Regions from separate parts of the Mus musculus genome. Here region 2 is linked to region 1. The links are chromatin loops, found by intact Hi-C in ENCODE. Cell type or tissue: left cerebral cortex. All regions are shown on one strand.

What was found. Peaks named below come from ENCODE experiments on the same cell type or tissue, not always from the same donor. Only the 100,000 strongest peaks of a DNase experiment are listed, where the experiment ranks them.
Region 2: it touches region 1 in a loop (5-fold over the local background); 5 of 42 quality-filtered maps call a loop at or near these places.

The regions. Positions count from the first base shown.
Region 1 is chr2:9,073,836-9,081,835 of GRCm38, reverse strand. No RefSeq gene overlaps it. Among named protein-coding and RNA genes, the nearest start is that of 1700061F12Rik, 110 kb to the left of the region's middle. In left cerebral cortex, a CTCF peak has its summit at 3,476 (motif pointing left); a DNase peak (open chromatin) is centred at 3,507.
Region 2 is chr2:9,876,050-9,884,049 of GRCm38, reverse strand. It overlaps Gata3 (GATA binding protein 3), which reads left to right and starts at 5,450. Exons shown (of 6, transcript NM_008091.3): 1 at 5,450-5,645; 2 at 6,066-6,698. The coding sequence starts at 6,461. It overlaps 4930412O13Rik (RIKEN cDNA 4930412O13 gene), which reads right to left and starts at 2,804. Exons shown (of 5, transcript NR_024257.1): 1 at 2,371-2,804; 2 at 2,109-2,284; 3 at 1,186-1,507; 4 at 909-1,043; 5 at 1-254. 9230102O04Rik (RIKEN cDNA 9230102O04 gene) reads left to right here. Exons shown (of 4, transcript NR_040511.1): 3 at 255-299; 4 at 724-1,009. In left cerebral cortex, a CTCF peak has its summit at 4,272; DNase peaks (open chromatin) are centred at 3,487, 4,356, 4,839, 6,766 and 5 more places; H3K4me3 peaks cover 1,098 bases.

The DNA.
Region 1 (8,000 bases):
AAGCATTGTTTAAATGCTATTTTTGCAAGTTGCATTTTTATTAAATTCAAATGATAACACTAGATACAAGAACTAGGGTTTCTTTTTTACTTGTTCTTTTTTTTTCTCTTTCTAATGCTCATAAACAAAGAGGAAAACTCATGTTTTGTTAGATAATTTATAAAAGTGTAACTAGTAAAATATAAGGAACATTTATTTGAGAGTTAAGTCTCTGAGTAGACATAGGAATGCAGGGTAGACATTTAAAAGTAGTGTGAAGATATTACTATCCTAGGCTGGTTTCTTCTCATAGTTAGATGATGGCACCAGTGTAAATCATTTGGGAAAGTTTATCCATTTAACAGTCTTTCCCTAATGTCATACATAGGAAGCTGTATGCTATAGTTTAGGAATAGAATATTCTGTATAGTCCTTTGCTTAGAATCTTAATTTTGCAGCTTGTAGAGCTCATTTGAAGGTTGTGTCTTTTTAAGGAAGTAGAGCTTGGGTGATGTATTGGCTAGTTTTGTGTCAACTTGACACAGCTAGAGTTATCACAGAAAAAGGAGCTTCAGTTGAGGAAATGCCTCCATGAGATACAACTGTAAGACGTTTTCTCAATTAGTGATCAAGAGGGAAGGGCCCCTTGTGGGTGACCATCTCTGGGCTGGCAGTCTTGGATTCTATAAGAGAGCAAGCTGAGCAAGCCAGGGGAAGAAACATCCCTCCATGGCCTCTGCATCAGCTCCTGCTTCCTGACCTGCTTGAGTTCCAGTCCTGCATCCTTTGGTGATGAACAGCAGTATGGAAATATAAGCTGAATAAACCCTTTCCTCCCCAACTTGCTTCTTGGACATGATGTTTGTGCAGGAACAGAAATCCTGACAAATTGGTACCAGCAGAGTGGGGTATTCCTGTGACAACCTGACCATGTTTTGGGGAGGACTGTGGAAGGACTTTGGAACTTTGGGCCAGAAGATCCATTCGGTATTAAGAGCTCTGTTGAATGTTGTGTAGGAGCTTGGAAGATAATGTTGAGAACAGTGCAGTAGATGGAGGCCTGGCTTGTGAAATTTCAGAGGGAAGATTAAAGACTCTTTTCAGGGCCATTGCTATTTTTGATGGTTAAGGTTCTGTGGTTCTGGTTAGCTGGGGCTGAAGAATCAGCTGTGATTAACAAGATACCAGAACTACTAAAGCAAAAACTTGGCATTACTGGGACTATTGATGCTGGTTAGCTGGAGCTAAGAAATTAGCGGTGATTAAGAAGAGACCAGCATCATTGAGGTGACATCTTCTGGGAAGTGTTTTCTGAAAGCACAACGAGGCTGTGTTCCAGAGATAGCCAAGGTTGTATTCCTGCTGCAGTGGGACTTGGTAATATGTAAGGGTCACCGAGGTGGTACTGGTTTTGAAGGCATGAAGGGGTCATGAAGAGCAGCTGAGGCTCGACACTGTGAGAGGCCATGGAAGGCCATTGGTGAAGGTGCAGCCTCAGTTGCAATTGAAGGCCCAGGACTGAAGGGGTCATGCAGTGTTTTGGAGATGCCAGTACCATGAGATGACCACCAAGAGCAGCAGCAGCAGTGGAGTACAGGCATCTGGAGCCTAGAGGACGATGCGTGTGCTACAAACGGCATGGCTGGAGAAGTGACCCAAGCCCTCGGAGGAGCCCAGAAGATTGTGAGTTGGATCCCAGACATTGGAAGGTTGGACATTGATTTTTGCTTTTGATTGTGACTGTGCCCTGATATTTTCCCTCTTGAAGGAAGAAACTATTTTAGTGGAGCCCACAGTTAAGAGACTTTTAATTGTAAAAAGACTTTGGATTTTTAAAAGAGATGGATATTTTAAAGAGATTGAAATTTTAAGAATATGTAAAGACTGTGGGACATTTAAAGTTATTTAGACCTTGGGGATGAATAAGAATGTAAGGGTTGAGGCTTACTAGTGATGTGTTTGTGTGTCAAGTTGACAAGGGGTCAATTGTATTGGCTAGTTTTGTGTCAACTTGACACAGCTGGAGTTCTCACAGAAAAAGGAGCTTCAGTTGAGGAAATGCCTCCATGAGATACAACTGTAAGACATTTTCTCAATTAGTGATCAAGGGGGAAGGGCCCCTTGTGGGTGGGACCATCTCTGGCTGGCAGTCTTGGATTCTATAAGAGAGCAGGCTGAGCAAGCCAGAGGAGGCAAGCTAGTAAGGAACATCCCTTCATGGCCTCTGCATCAGCTCCTGCTTCCTGACCTGCTTGAGTTCAAGTCCTGCATCCTTTGGTGATGAACAGCAGTATGGAAATATAAGCTGAATAAACCCTTTCCTCCCCAACTTGCTTCTTGGACATGATGTTTGTGCAGGAATAGAAACCCTGACAGGTGATAAGGTAAGTCACTGGGGGCAAGTTCTTGGAAGGTTTAGAGCCTCTGGATCTAATGTGTTTTTCACACTTCCTGGTCCATGATTACCCAAAGAGCCAATGGGCTCAAGCCTCCTGCCATGGACTACACTATCTTACCACATCTCCTTCCCACCAGGGCAGACCTAAATCTTCTCAAAACTGAACTTTTTCCCTAAAGACATTTTATTTCAGGTATTTTGTCAAAAACAATTAATAAAGTATATTGTAATGGGTACCTAACTTCTGTAACATATGAGGTTCATTTACTAAACTGTGCACGGTAAAGATTCTTACTTTGCCTTCATTGTTACAAAATGCAAGCAAAGACTGCATTTAACTTGAGAGGGTGCTCAAGGTTGTGAACTGATTGATCTATAAGCACATATCTTTATCTCCCCATGATTTGTCCATGAAAACAGCAAGCAAATGAAAAAGGAAATAAAGCGAGTAAGAAATGGGTGGGGAAAGGCATAAAGGAGGTGCGGTAAACACCTATACATTTTAGATAATCTTAGCTTTACAGTCTGTCTGTTTTCATTTCAAATAAAACAAGACATACAAACATTTTATAAAGTTGAGAGGATGTCTGGATTAACTGTGTCTGAAATACTGGTTTGGAGCAGGAGACCACTCACTATATTACTGTGGATTTTATTGAGAGGAGTCACATCAAAAGCCAAGGAAAGATCTAGCAAAAAGACTCTTGAAGATCTTCTCCATGTAACACTGCTTTGTAGTAAGTAGTTGGGGCATTCCCAGGGTGTGCTGTCATTGGCAGCAGCAAATCCCCAATATGGCCATTGACACTCAGAAACGAGGTCTAAGTGATTCCATTTGAAATATAACTTTGACGTATCAAAGCCTCAACATTATTTAGAAAAATTTTATAAAAAGGCTGTCCCGACACCATTCCCCACAGCTGTTTGTTTTTCAAACAGGAAAGCACAAGTTTTTGTTTTTCTGATTTATCTTAAGAACACATTACTCTAAAATGACTTAAAGAATATGGAAAATCACTAATCTCTCCATGTTTAATAGAATACAAATCTACAGAGCTTCAGATCCTTAATAAGGAAAAGATCTTCTGCCATCATGTGGAATGTTAGAGAACCTTCTCCAGCTTGCTGTTTCTGCTCCTTTGCCGGCTTCCCTGGGACAGGAATTACATTTTTAGACAGAGGTGATACTCAGAACACAGGGAAGAATGGTTAACAACGTAAACGTTTTTCCAAAAATTACATCTTCATAATGTAGATTCTACCTCTTTCATGAGACAGATTTGAGGAAAACAAAACAGAACAAACAAACAAAAAGAGTGGAAAGAAATATTTCTAACCTGAAAAAAAAAGCACAAAAGGCACAAAAGGTAGAAACAGAAAACGATGATTTCTGATTTCATCACTACTTTCAGTAGTAGGAATTTTTTTAAAAGGAAAAATACCACTGTGTTACATAGCTATATTTTATTACTGCTCCTTTCCGTTGGTGCTATTAGTATTTTCTACAGCATCTTTTAGGGTTACTGATGCTCTCTTATTTTCTTTTAACAGTCTTCATCTCAGCATAGTTATTAAAGACATTTTTTTTCTGTTTTCCTCTCCCAAATCTCCATTTTTAACGGTTTTCAGGAGAAGTGGCAAGATGACCCACTTCTCTGAATTAAAGGTCAGAGAGGGACCTCCTGCCGACAGACTGAAAAGACTTGATTTTTACCTGCCACACAGGGACCAGTTTCAAAGGAATGTTTTTGACCTGGCTGTCATTCACGCTTAATTTATATGCTAGAGAGGAGCTTAACCAGATGCCACATATTTCTTGTTGAAGTGATTCATCATATTTTACAAGCCACACAATCATCTCTCAAATGGGAAGAGAAAGTGGAAGAAAGACGATAGAATTGGACAGCGTTCAACAAAAGTAGGAATGGGTCCAAATTATCCTTTATTATTGGGGTGGGGAAAGGATGTCTGAAGCAGGGAAGACTCTTACCAATTGCTGCTGACTTTACAAATTCTTTTTTAAAGTAAAATTTCCAGGTTGTCTTTCCCCCTGGAGGAAAATTATCTATATGTAGTGGGGTTTATAAAGCAATGCAATTTCCCACTGCTTCTCCTGATTTTCTGCACAGATTGCATCTCTTTCCTCCTAGAAATGCCTTATGGGAAACTCACTTTTTCTCCTAAATTACAAAAGTCGGGAAGCAAAGGGGTTAAAGCTATTTCTTTCGGTGAAGGGAAAGTTGTCTCCTGCACATATATCTCAGTCACCAAGGAGAAATGTTCCGCTAGATTAGGTTGATTGAAAAACTCCACTGATAAGGAAGAGACGGAAGAAGCACCTGGCTCTGTGCCCCTCATCCAGTGGTCACTCTTTAATTTTAAACCAGAGCTCCCAACTCCCATTTCCAAAGAGCTCAACTCCAATAGAACTGTATATGAACTGCAATGTAAACACCCAAATATCCCTAGTTTTCCTTAATTATACACAATTATTTTAAACTCAGGTGTGCAGGTGTGACATGTTTGTAAATATGCACATATTTTCCTGTAGAGATAACTAGGACAAATTTGTTGAAAGAGAGAAGACTAAGAATATGGGATATCTATTCAAACATCAACTAATAGTTTCTTTTTCTCTTCCTCTATTATACATCTTGTTACAGTTAATGACCCATAATATCTATTGTGCCAATAGGCACCCAGAATTTGTAAGACAGTTGGAAATTTATGAAAAACAGTCATGAGCTTAGTAAGGTTATGGAAATTTTGTTTAGACATGAATGTGTGTGCTTTGTGCGTGTGTGTGTGTGTGTGTGTAAGTTAGTGTATGTGTGTGTGTGTTTGTGTGTGTGTGTGTAGGCCAAAGAACAATCGTGGGTATCATCGTCTGGAATTCTGTCCATCTCTTTTTTAACTAGGGTCTCCTGGAACTTGCAAGGTGGGATAGCCTGGTTGGCTGGCAAGTCCCAAGTCCCATAAATTCACCTGTCTCCATTTCTTCCTTGTACTATCACAGTTACTTCTTTTATAAACATAGTTTCCCAGCATCAAACTCAGATCCTCCTGGTTTCAAAGCAAACACTTTAACAACCGATTCATTCCCCCAGCAGGGAGACTCATTCATTTGACATGTGTTACATAATCAACCCCAGTGTTGGCTGTGGAATAAATGCAGGAGGATGGAGGACAGCAATATTAAATAGCAAGGAGAGACTGGCTCTTCCTCTGTGGAGTCTTACAATTATATGTCAATCATGGCTCCCTGACCACTGGGTCACTGGTAGCAAGAAGCCAATCTGAACTGGGGACATGTCCCGATGCTTCAGCTTTTATTAATGATTTTTATCTGGGATCTTTAGTTATAAGCTAAGTTCCTAGAAGACAAGGGTGAAATATTCTCTGAGTCGTGTTTCAAGCCTTCAATAAAACATTATGTCCACTGCAGATGCTCAGTGCGTGTTTATCACAATGACTGAGAGATAACGAGCTCAGAAAAGGCGCAGGCATGTTGTTGAGTTGCCTGGGAACAAGGGAGAGAGACCCAGACAGGAAAAAAAATACCAAAAACAAACAGAAATTACATCAGAATGGGCAAATTTCTGATATTTGTTGTCATGCCTACTTTGCTGAGGCTCATTTAAACAGCTTACAGATAGGAAGCCAGTATCCAGCCAATTCACGCTGTGCTCCTAAAAGTCACTTGTTGAGAATGAAATATTTAAAGACACCGTAGGCTTTGCATATATGGCTTTCTGGTTGAGCTTCTAAACCAGAGGGCAAAGATCTCACTGTTCTTTCTTTAGCTCAAGGGAGAGCAGCTCACTCCTCTGTCCCACTATTAAGTAAGACACTAAGTTAGTGGCCAGTTGTCTTGGATTCTTTGTAGGATAGCTGAACTATATCCAGGATGTTTGAGTTGCTTCATTCAAATATTGAAAAATTATCAGTGTATGTTCTTTAGAGTAAATATAAGGCCCTATACGTTGATGATTCGTAACAAGTGTCAGAAATAGCTGAGGCCCACAAATGTCCCCTTTGGAGACCATTAAGAACTGTATAACACTCCTCAACAGGGACTGGGTCTTCAATAATATGACTCATTTTAAACTGCAGATATTTATAAGTCACTTTCTGGTAATAATAAATACATCTCCATTGTTATAATAATAGAAAAACCCTAACCTGAGTTATCTGTAGATTTTTATAGGTTAGAAAATTCAGATGGGTCTTTATGGGTTATCTATTTTTACGGTGGGAATAAGTGAAAGAAAGGCTTTTCTACTTTTATGGGAGAGCAAGTTTAAGTGAATAAAACTGTAATTAATTTTGAAAGACAAAGTACAGTAACACATTCAATACAGCCCATGTGGACCTTTTTTCTCAATAAATATGACACTTGGGATTCTAGGTATTTTTGTTGCAAAGAGCTGTGAAGGCAATTACAGTAATGGAGAGATTTTCAGATGTGACACTGATGACAGAGATTTGGCTAACTTTTCTGAGATAAGCCATGTAAGAAATAGGTTTGCTGTACTTTTACTTTTCGATATACCACGTAGAAAATTCCTATTGATTTCCATGTTGCTATGTACTTACCTCTGTGAATCTCTGAGAGTGGCTCACTCCAGAAAATAACACAGCAATACCAACACACACACACACACACACACACACACACACACACAGACACACACACACACAGACACAAACACACACACACAGACACACACACAGACACACACACAGACACACACACAGACACACAGACACACACACACACACACACACAGAGACACACAGACACACACATATACACACACACAGACACACACACACACACACACACACACACAATTTGGGCCCATGTCTGAGTAAAGCAACAAAAACCCTATTTTTATTTGTATTTCTGTGTGTGTGTGTGTGCATGTGCGTGTGCGTGTGTGTGTTTTACTGCCTTGAAGGTCATGCTGTAAAGTCCTGGAGTTCCTAGATTTCCTTCATTATAAGATGAGACATGAAAAGAAAAACTCATTTCAAATCAAATCTCCCTCTGGTGTTCTCCGGATATTAAAGAAAAGAGAAGCCCCCATGCTTCCTGTGAAAGACACGCTGGTTTGAATGAAAAAGCACCTGCCCTGTTTTCACTATGTAGACTGAGGCACACAAACACTGATGGATGGGAATGAGACTCTGCTCTGTCTCCTTCATGAGACACTGAAATAAGCAGTTGTACAGGAAACATATTTATCCAGGGGCATAAATGGCCTCAAGGTTCTCCTAAGTTTTCACAACTGCTCCTCAAATATTTTCGAAAACTTCAGACTGAGTTATTGTGGCAGAGTTGAAAGGCAAAGTTTACCACCAGCAAAGAGTTACACAGTGAGCTGGAATCTATACAGGAATGTCTCAGAATTTATGTTGTAGCAAGTCCTTGGCAATGCATTGTGCAGTGTGTGTGTGTGTTTGGAATGAGTGCTAATGCAGGTGTTTTGAGAACACTATGTGCCTTAACTCAGAATTAAGTAACTGTAGCCTGCTGGCATAGATCATGTAAATTCTGAGTAGTGCTTTAAAATTTAGATGATGGCTGTTGCTTGGGAAAGAAACAATAACCTTGAAGCTT
Region 2 (8,000 bases), 800 kb before region 1:
GAGATCTGCGGGTGCATAGCCTTTTCATTTAAATTCCCATGGGTCCCCCCACCCCCAGGCTTCTACAGCCAGCTTCTTCTCCTGGCCAGTGACTTTTAGCAACCTTCTTTCTTTACATCACTAAAGTTCCCATGTCTACTGTTTTAATTGGAAAGGTGTCTCCGTTGAGGAGCAGGAAGCCTCAGCCAGCATGGCCCCGCTGCTTGCTTCGTTTTCCACCGCGGTTTGATTTTGCTCTCTTCTCTGTATTTCAGCTCATGCGGGGAAAAAAGAGAAAAGAGGACATGGTGAAAGCTAAGGTGATAACGTAATATGTGTTTAACCTATGAGGTCCGGGTCGCCGAGGCAAAGTGGCCTCCCCAGCCGTTTTGTAAGCTCAAGCCAGGCTGACTGGTGGCGCCTTGGGACTGTGTCCCCGGCATAACCCTCCTGCTCCGCAGCTGGCGAACTATTTATACAGCTTTACCTGTACTATTCTCGTATCCAGTAAAAAACCCTCGCCTGGCCTGGGTAACTTAATCCGGAGGTTAAAACGGAGGAGGGGGTACAGGGGCTGGCTCCAGAGGAGAGGAAGTGTGTTGTGAGACTTAAGCAGGGTCTCTTCTTTGCTCCTCCCCGGATTGGGAAGGCAATTAGGATTTAGTTCGAGAAACCGAGGCGGGGAAGTAAGATTGAGACTTGGATCCATGTCCCAGTCTTCCCGGCTTTTCTCCTCTCAAACAGGCACTGTGGATTGACCAGGCGGCCGCAGCTCCAACCCATGCTCCAAGAAAGAACAGTGGTCCGGGGGATGACCAAGGATGAGTCTCCTACCGTGGCTTGCTTGGGGGCAGATCTAGCTCCCCCTCCCGCCTTTCTTTTACAACTTCCATGCCTAAGACAAAATGATCAAGGAACCCAACCCGTACCTTCACAACCAGACCCTCCGGGTTATCCCAGGCCTGCATATCGCAGAGCCCGGGCGGGGATTGCAGCGTGCACGGAATCGAATTAAACGCATCTCGGTGGTTATTGTCTCTCGCTAATTGCTTCAACAATGGCCACTGTTAAAACGGATACACCCAATTAAAGGTCCCGCGCGGTCTCCCTGGGTTCTCGCCACCGCCCCGCTTCCCTAGTCCGAGGCGATGTAGACCTCCGGGTTGTGAACCGGTGGTAAGGGGGTACCGGCGCCGGCCTGGATACCTCTGCCCTTCGCTTCCTTCCCAGACGCACAGCGACCACGGTCTTTTCACTTCGTTTTCTATTAATCAATCGCATGGAAGGAAGATTGATCGAGCTGGAATGGGAAGTGACTTTTTCCCTAGTCCTTGGGTCGTCGGGGTCCCGGGCTGTGAATTTAATTTCTGGCCTTCGGTGCTGCTCTGCTTTCTCCCCGACCTCCCAGCCCTTCAGGTTCCGGGCTTCACTTCAGTCGGTAACCGCGCCATCAGATCCGCCCAGGCCGGCGCCTTGGCTCCGGGAGGAGGGACAAGGCAGCACGCCCCGCTCCGCTTCGTTTTCCAGCCTGCAAACATTTGCTGCCTCTAGGAGAATCCTACTATTCCGCTTGCGCTCGGCGTGCAAAGTCCCTAAGTAAACACGCTCAAATGACAGCCCTAGGCATTCCGAGGCACGCTTTCTACCCCTGCCCAGGATTAGTAACTATAGTACTTCGACCCCCGGGGTTTGGCTTTGCAGGTCACTCTCTGGAGGGCTGCGCTCAACAACCCCCCCACCCCCGCGACCCCCAAAGTAGCATCTTTTCGCATCTCGGCCCCGCGGAGCTCGCCTGGTCTCTCTCGGAGTCAGGTTCGGGTTGTTGACTCTGGGTGGATTTCTACCTTCTGGGTCCATGGCCCCAAGTGATGAGGCCCAATCACTCGCTAAACCTTTTTTTTCAATCAGGGCTTCCAAATTCTGAAGGGGACCGGTTGTGTCTACTTCTAGAGGGATGGGGTCGCCCTAGTGAAGGCGAGTGGGAGGGACCTGAGGATGGGCAAGTGTGTGTGTGTGTGTGTGTGTGTGTGTGTGTGTGTGTGTAGGGGGGTGAGGGGTGTCTCAGCTTACTCCACGCATAGAGTAAGTCAGATCCATTTCTTACCCTTTCCCCAAGAGGGCACACATACCCTGCTCAACTTGACGCCTCCAGCAGCAGCCTCAAGGCCTGGGTTTTCAGATAGGCCAAATTGACTCCGGCTATCCAAGTACAACAGCCCCAGATCCCGGTTCTAGCTGAGCCTTTGCCTGCTCCGCTCCAGATGCTGAGTCCCCAGGGAACCGTAGCGTTCGTCAGCCCCTTACCCTATAGAGAGAGGCCTCATGAACTGCAGGAGCCAAAGACTCCAGGCAGCAGCGGCAACAGCATTCTCCTTGATGGCTTTCTCTTGCCTTTCCCCCAGCTCCGCCAGATGCTCCAGGGGAAGAAGGGGAATGCGGTACACCGAGCCAGACCCGGTGTGCCTTGGGGTTGTGGTGGTGGTGGCACCCCAGGTCTTTAAGGGGGCACCCAGACGTCCCTTAACGAGGCCCGGATCAGCTTTGTAGCTCTCTGGAACTGAAGGATTGGGACCACCTTTCCCTCCGGCCTCAAGCCCCCTCCCCTCCCCCACCACCCGCCAAGGGAAGAGGAAGCCCGGCCTGCATTTGCGAGCAAGGCGGGTCAGACCGGCGCCTGTCCTGGCCCAGACCCCCGGAGTCCAGCTCTCCGCCTCAGGCCACGCGCCGCAGCCTCTCCGGACTCGATCCCTTCCCCCTTCTTCCCGGTGGGTCTCGGAGCCGACCTCGGCCCTCCCTCTCCGGTATCCCCCTCCTCTCTTTTTCCCTCCCCCTCCCCTGCTCTGTGTTTCTGACTCTGGGGCCGGCCCGTGACGTCAAACCCAGTGTGGCGTCGGCGAGACTGGCCGGCGCGGGCCATCAAAAGAGCAACGTCCTCTTTCCCAATTACCCACTGTCAGTCCGGGAACAGGGGCGGACCGGCTGGGAATTACATGTTAAATACCCCCTACAGGCTGGATCCAGTGCCCGGGGCGCCTAGCCTCAGGCCCCCTACCCCTCTCTGCCAACCCTAAACTACCTCAGACCTGGAGGGGCCTATTAGATATTTTGTTTTTCCAAGGGAGGGGAGTGTCTTTGCATCCAGTCTAGCTCCTCTGGTGATTGAATTAAGACGAATAATCCTCTCCATCCCCACTACTACATCTATTAGAGAGGCGCCCCTACTAGGGAAGCCATCCTTTTCAGAAGTATATTCTTTTTCAGTCTTTAAAAATACGTTCTAAGCCGTATAGACTAACATGTTCAGTTCTTGGCGTCAGCAGCTTTCTTTCTTGTCTCCAGAAGGATTTCTTTTGCGCATTAAAAAAATTATTATTATTATCATCTACATCTCGGTGCCCGGGACCAAAGAGATATGCTTACTCGAGACTTTTCTCGAAGCTGTGAACTAGGGACTGGCTGACTGATGCCTTATACAACTCATGAGTGATACAGCAATAGTATTTTTCCCTTTTAAACTCTCATTCTAGATCTTAATCCCGGGCCTTTTAGCAAAAATGTGTGTGCGGTCTTCTCTGCTTGTTTATGGAATGGTTTCCGGTGAATGTTAGACAGCAACTAAATAATTAAAAGGTTTTGAGAGCGCCGTGAGCTGGAAGAGATGCTGGCAGCTTGATTGGCCCAGGAGAGATGGGTTGGTCAAAGAGTGAAAGTAAAAAAATCGATATTCTAAGACTGGGCCGCCCTCATAAACGTGGGACCAAGGGGTGCAGGGTGAACTCAGAAGGGAGGGAAGACTCGTTTTTAAAAAAAAGGTATCTTCGTAATTTGTATTTAGAAATTCAGCCTTGATTTCAGTCAAAGATCAGATGTAAAAGGGGGGGGGGTGTCAGGAGAAGCTCCAAACCCAAGCCCGCAGGGCACATTTCTAAATAAATTTTGTCTTCTTCAAGGGTTGTATTGTAAAAAGAACGCACCTTCCCTCTCCCCGCACTCCACTGGCTTCAAGGTAGATATTGATGGCTTTTCTCCACAGTAGAATAGAAGAAGTTACTTGGAACTTTTAAGAAAGGGCTTGTCGGGAATCCAAGTTTTGAATAAGTGGGAAATATTATGGGGTAAAGAAATGAAGAGGGGATGACGCCTTCAGTTCCAGTAACCCTCTAAAGCCAAGCTCTCTGCCCTGGAGGGTGGAATGGGAACACCTCTTACACTGCCCTGGGGTGCACCCGAAGTCTCTTTCGGACCTTGCTCATCCGGGCAGTGTTTTCTGGACCCAGGCTGCAGAAACCTCAACGCCACTAGGGGATGCAGTGACTCAAAGGACGGAACAGGGCCGCAGAGGTTGGAGCCCGTGGGGCGGGGCGACTGCGGCCCGGTCGTGGTATCTCCCGATGATTGGTCCTTACAAATGGCCCCGCCCTCGTCCGCCCAGCCTCTCTACTGGGCGTCTTCCAGCCTCTCTCCTGTGTCAGCTTGCGGCCCTCCCACCAGACCCTGTCCCAGAGACCCAAAATGTCCAGGGAAGTTGCGGCTGGGTCCACCCCGGAGGTCAGGGTTGGATATTATAGAGGGGACCGTTTTCCTCGGGTGAAAGCAGAATAAAGTAGCACCCCGAGCTAGGCGAAGAGAAAAGTTAGGCTATCGCAGCAAAGATCAAGTTAGTTGTACACGGTACTTCGGGGACCAGTGAGCCTAGGTCTCGCTAAGCCAGCTTTTTATGCATCGCGTTGTCACTAAGGTCAAAAGCACACATTGATGATATCATTAGATCCGAAAAAGACAGCTGCAACAGCTGACGCTGTTCGTTCTGGAGAGGTTTGGGAAAGCAAGCAGAGACCATAACAATAACGCGGGCGTCCGAATCAAAGCCCAGGTCCTCCGCGCGATTCAGCAGCCTCCCGGAAAGCTGGTTCGGAGGCAAATCTTCAGTTACTTCGCCATGAAACTTTTCTAATCTGTTTTACATGCACATAGCCCCTAAGCTGATATAAACTGAAAAACGTTCTGGCTTGAATCCTAATTTAAAAGTTTGCTCATTTTTAAAAAAGTATCGAAAAGTCTGCTTATGGAAATTAGCTTTATGAATGGGGCAGCCGGGTTTCACTCGTACGGAATAATCTACTGAGCCCGAATGAATCGGCTTTGCTACATTTAAAGGGCCAGAGAGCGAATTCCCTCCTGCCTGTCCCCTCTGCCCCAAGCCCGGGCGGGCCTCGCCCACCCTGCCCGCGGCCCCTCTGCCCTAGGCGGCCCTTGGCGGCGCCCCTTTCCGGTCAGTAGAGGGGCGGGAGGAGGGGCGGCGGTGTGCCGGGGTGGGTGGGGGGGATGGGATGGGGGTGGAGGTGAAGTCCTGGAGCGGGTTTGGGTTGCAGTTTCCTTGTGCTGAGGATCGTGTCCCCTCCTGCCAGCGCCAGGCTCCTCCCCCTCGGCGCGGATGACACTAGAACCTCCTTAAGTTGCGTCGCGCCACAGCTGTCTGCGAACACTGAGCTGCCTGGCGCCGTCTTGATAGTTTCAGAAAGAATGCATTCCCTGTAAAAAAAAAATACTGAGAGAGGGAGAGGAGAAAGAGAGAGAGACTGAGAGAGCGAGACATAGAGAGCTACGCAATCTGACCGGGCAGGTCACACGCCTCCTCCTCCTCCTCTACGCTCCTTGCTACTCAGGTTGGTATTGTGACTTGTGACTTTTTTTTTTTTTTTAAGTTTGATATCACTCCCTCCTCTTGGAGGGACTGTTTGTGTGTGTGTGTTTGGGGGTTTGTTTGTTTGGTTTTTTGTAAACTAAAAGCTCAGCTTTCTCCTTTTGGAGGATTTGTAGTGGTTGGAAAGATCCTGGGGCCGGTGTCCTCCAGGGAGGACTTGTCCCCAAGTTTTAATTGCTTAGTCAGTCCTGGGCTCCTGCGAGCCTGGCTGTCGGAGGTGTGCTGCGGAGCTTGGCTTCTTTCCCTCCGGGTCTTCGCGTGCGTGTGCACGTCCCGGGTGAGTCGGCCCTGCAGGAAGCTTGCGAAGACCTAGTGCCCTCCAGAATTTCAGGTGTTAAAAGTTCTTACACCTCATTCAGGTCTCTCTTTCTCTCCCTTGCAGGTGATCGGAAGAGCAACCGTCTCTGAGCGCCAAGGAATCAGTGTGCAGTGTGGTCACACTCGGATTCCTCTCTCCCTCCTTTTTTTTTTTTTTTTTTTGACCCCTTTATTCCTCCGTGTCTGCTTTTTTTTTGGGGGGGGGGATCGCCCTCATTCTTTTCTTTTTCTTCTTTCCCTTCCTTTCTTTTGCTAAACTATCCCGCAAAGATTTTTCTTTCCTCCCTAAACCCTCCTTTTTGCTCTCCTTTTCTATACCCTTAACTGCAAACAAACCATTAAACGACCCCTCTCCTGGGCCTCCGACGGCAGGAGTCCGCGGACCTCCCAGGCCGACAGCCCTCCCTCTACCCGCGAGGGTTCCGGGCCGGGCGAGAGGGCGCGAGCACAGCCGAGGACATGGAGGTGACTGCGGACCAGCCGCGCTGGGTGAGCCACCATCACCCCGCGGTCCTCAACGGTCAGCACCCAGACACGCACCACCCGGGCCTCGGCCATTCGTACATGGAAGCTCAGTATCCGCTGACGGAAGAGGTGGACGTACTTTTTAACATCGATGGTCAAGGCAACCACGTCCCGTCCTACTACGGAAACTCCGTCAGGGCTACGGTGCAGAGGTATCCTCCGACCCACCACGGTGAGTCCACCTTGGCGCTGGAACCTTTTGGATCCGCGTTTGTTTTCCTGGGTCCACGAGACCGCCAGAGACCCTGGCTGGGCAGAGCAAGCCAAAGCTCCTAAGTGTGTTACTAGTTCATTTAAAAAAAGTATCGGGGGCCCGGAAATGGGCGAGGAAGCAGTGTCGCTGGTTGGGAGAGTTCTTCTTTTTTTCTTTTTTAAATAAAAGAGCGCACGTAGCAGGCACCTCTCTTTGCCGGTGTCCTTGGGGCCAGGCACACTCACCTGGCAAGCGCCGAAATGCAGTCCTGGTCCACACGAGGTTGTAGATTTTGCAGCCAGGGAGAAATCTCAAGCGCTGCCTGCAGGCGCCGAGCCTTTCAGGCCGGGCAGCAGTGCGGGCCAGGCCGGCCTGGAACTGGGCTCCCCCGAAGGACTTCCAGCTTCTTGTTAGCCGGTGAAGGGGTCTTTCGCCAGAGCCTTGCGTTTTGTTTCTCCATTTATATTTTCAGAAAAGGCCCAAATACGTGCATTTCTTTCTATTTCCTTTTGCTCTCCACCCTCAAAAGCTAGTGCATTTGAGTTTTAGGCGTCCTACCTACCGGTGGTGTGAGGAAGAGACTCTGGTGGTTGCCACGGTCCAGGGAGAGGAAAGCCTTAAGCTGAAGAGAAGTCGGGTTTGCTTAGACTCCCGGCTACACAGAATTTTCCTACGTCTTTGCTTTTAGTTTACTTACCAGCAATCCTGGCCGACTTTTCTCCTCCGGCCTACTGGAGTTTCTTCAGGCTCCTCAAAGATTTAGGCTACATCAAAGTTTCTTTTTAAGTAGGAGTGTTTCCAGTTGCCGCCTCCCCCTAACCATTCACCTTGAAAAATTTAGGGGAGTTCTGAGGTGTGTAAAGAAGAGAAAAAGAAAGAAACCCAACCTTGTGTGGTCGAGACAGGAGACTCTTAACACTCCCCAGATGTATGTTTATGCACCTAAACCAGCAAAAATACATTGTTTGTTTTTTTTTTTTTTTATTTTAAGGAAAGAAGGTGGGAGGTTTTTCTTAGCTAGCTCAGACCTGAGATCTGCTCAGGTCTCCCTTCTCAGAGTTAGCCTTGGCGCCTATGACATAGCCCCTTTGGCCAGCAGGCATCCTCTACCCTAGAGCCGCCAGGTTTCAAACAGACATTTCAAACAGACATTTCTGCGGATGGGGCGCTCTTTGCTTGGGTTGTGTGCAGATTAGCAGTTAAGTGGAAATGAGGTAGATCAGACCTAATGTTATTTACTATACAACTTCCTGCATAAAAAAAAAAAAGAACCTTAACCCT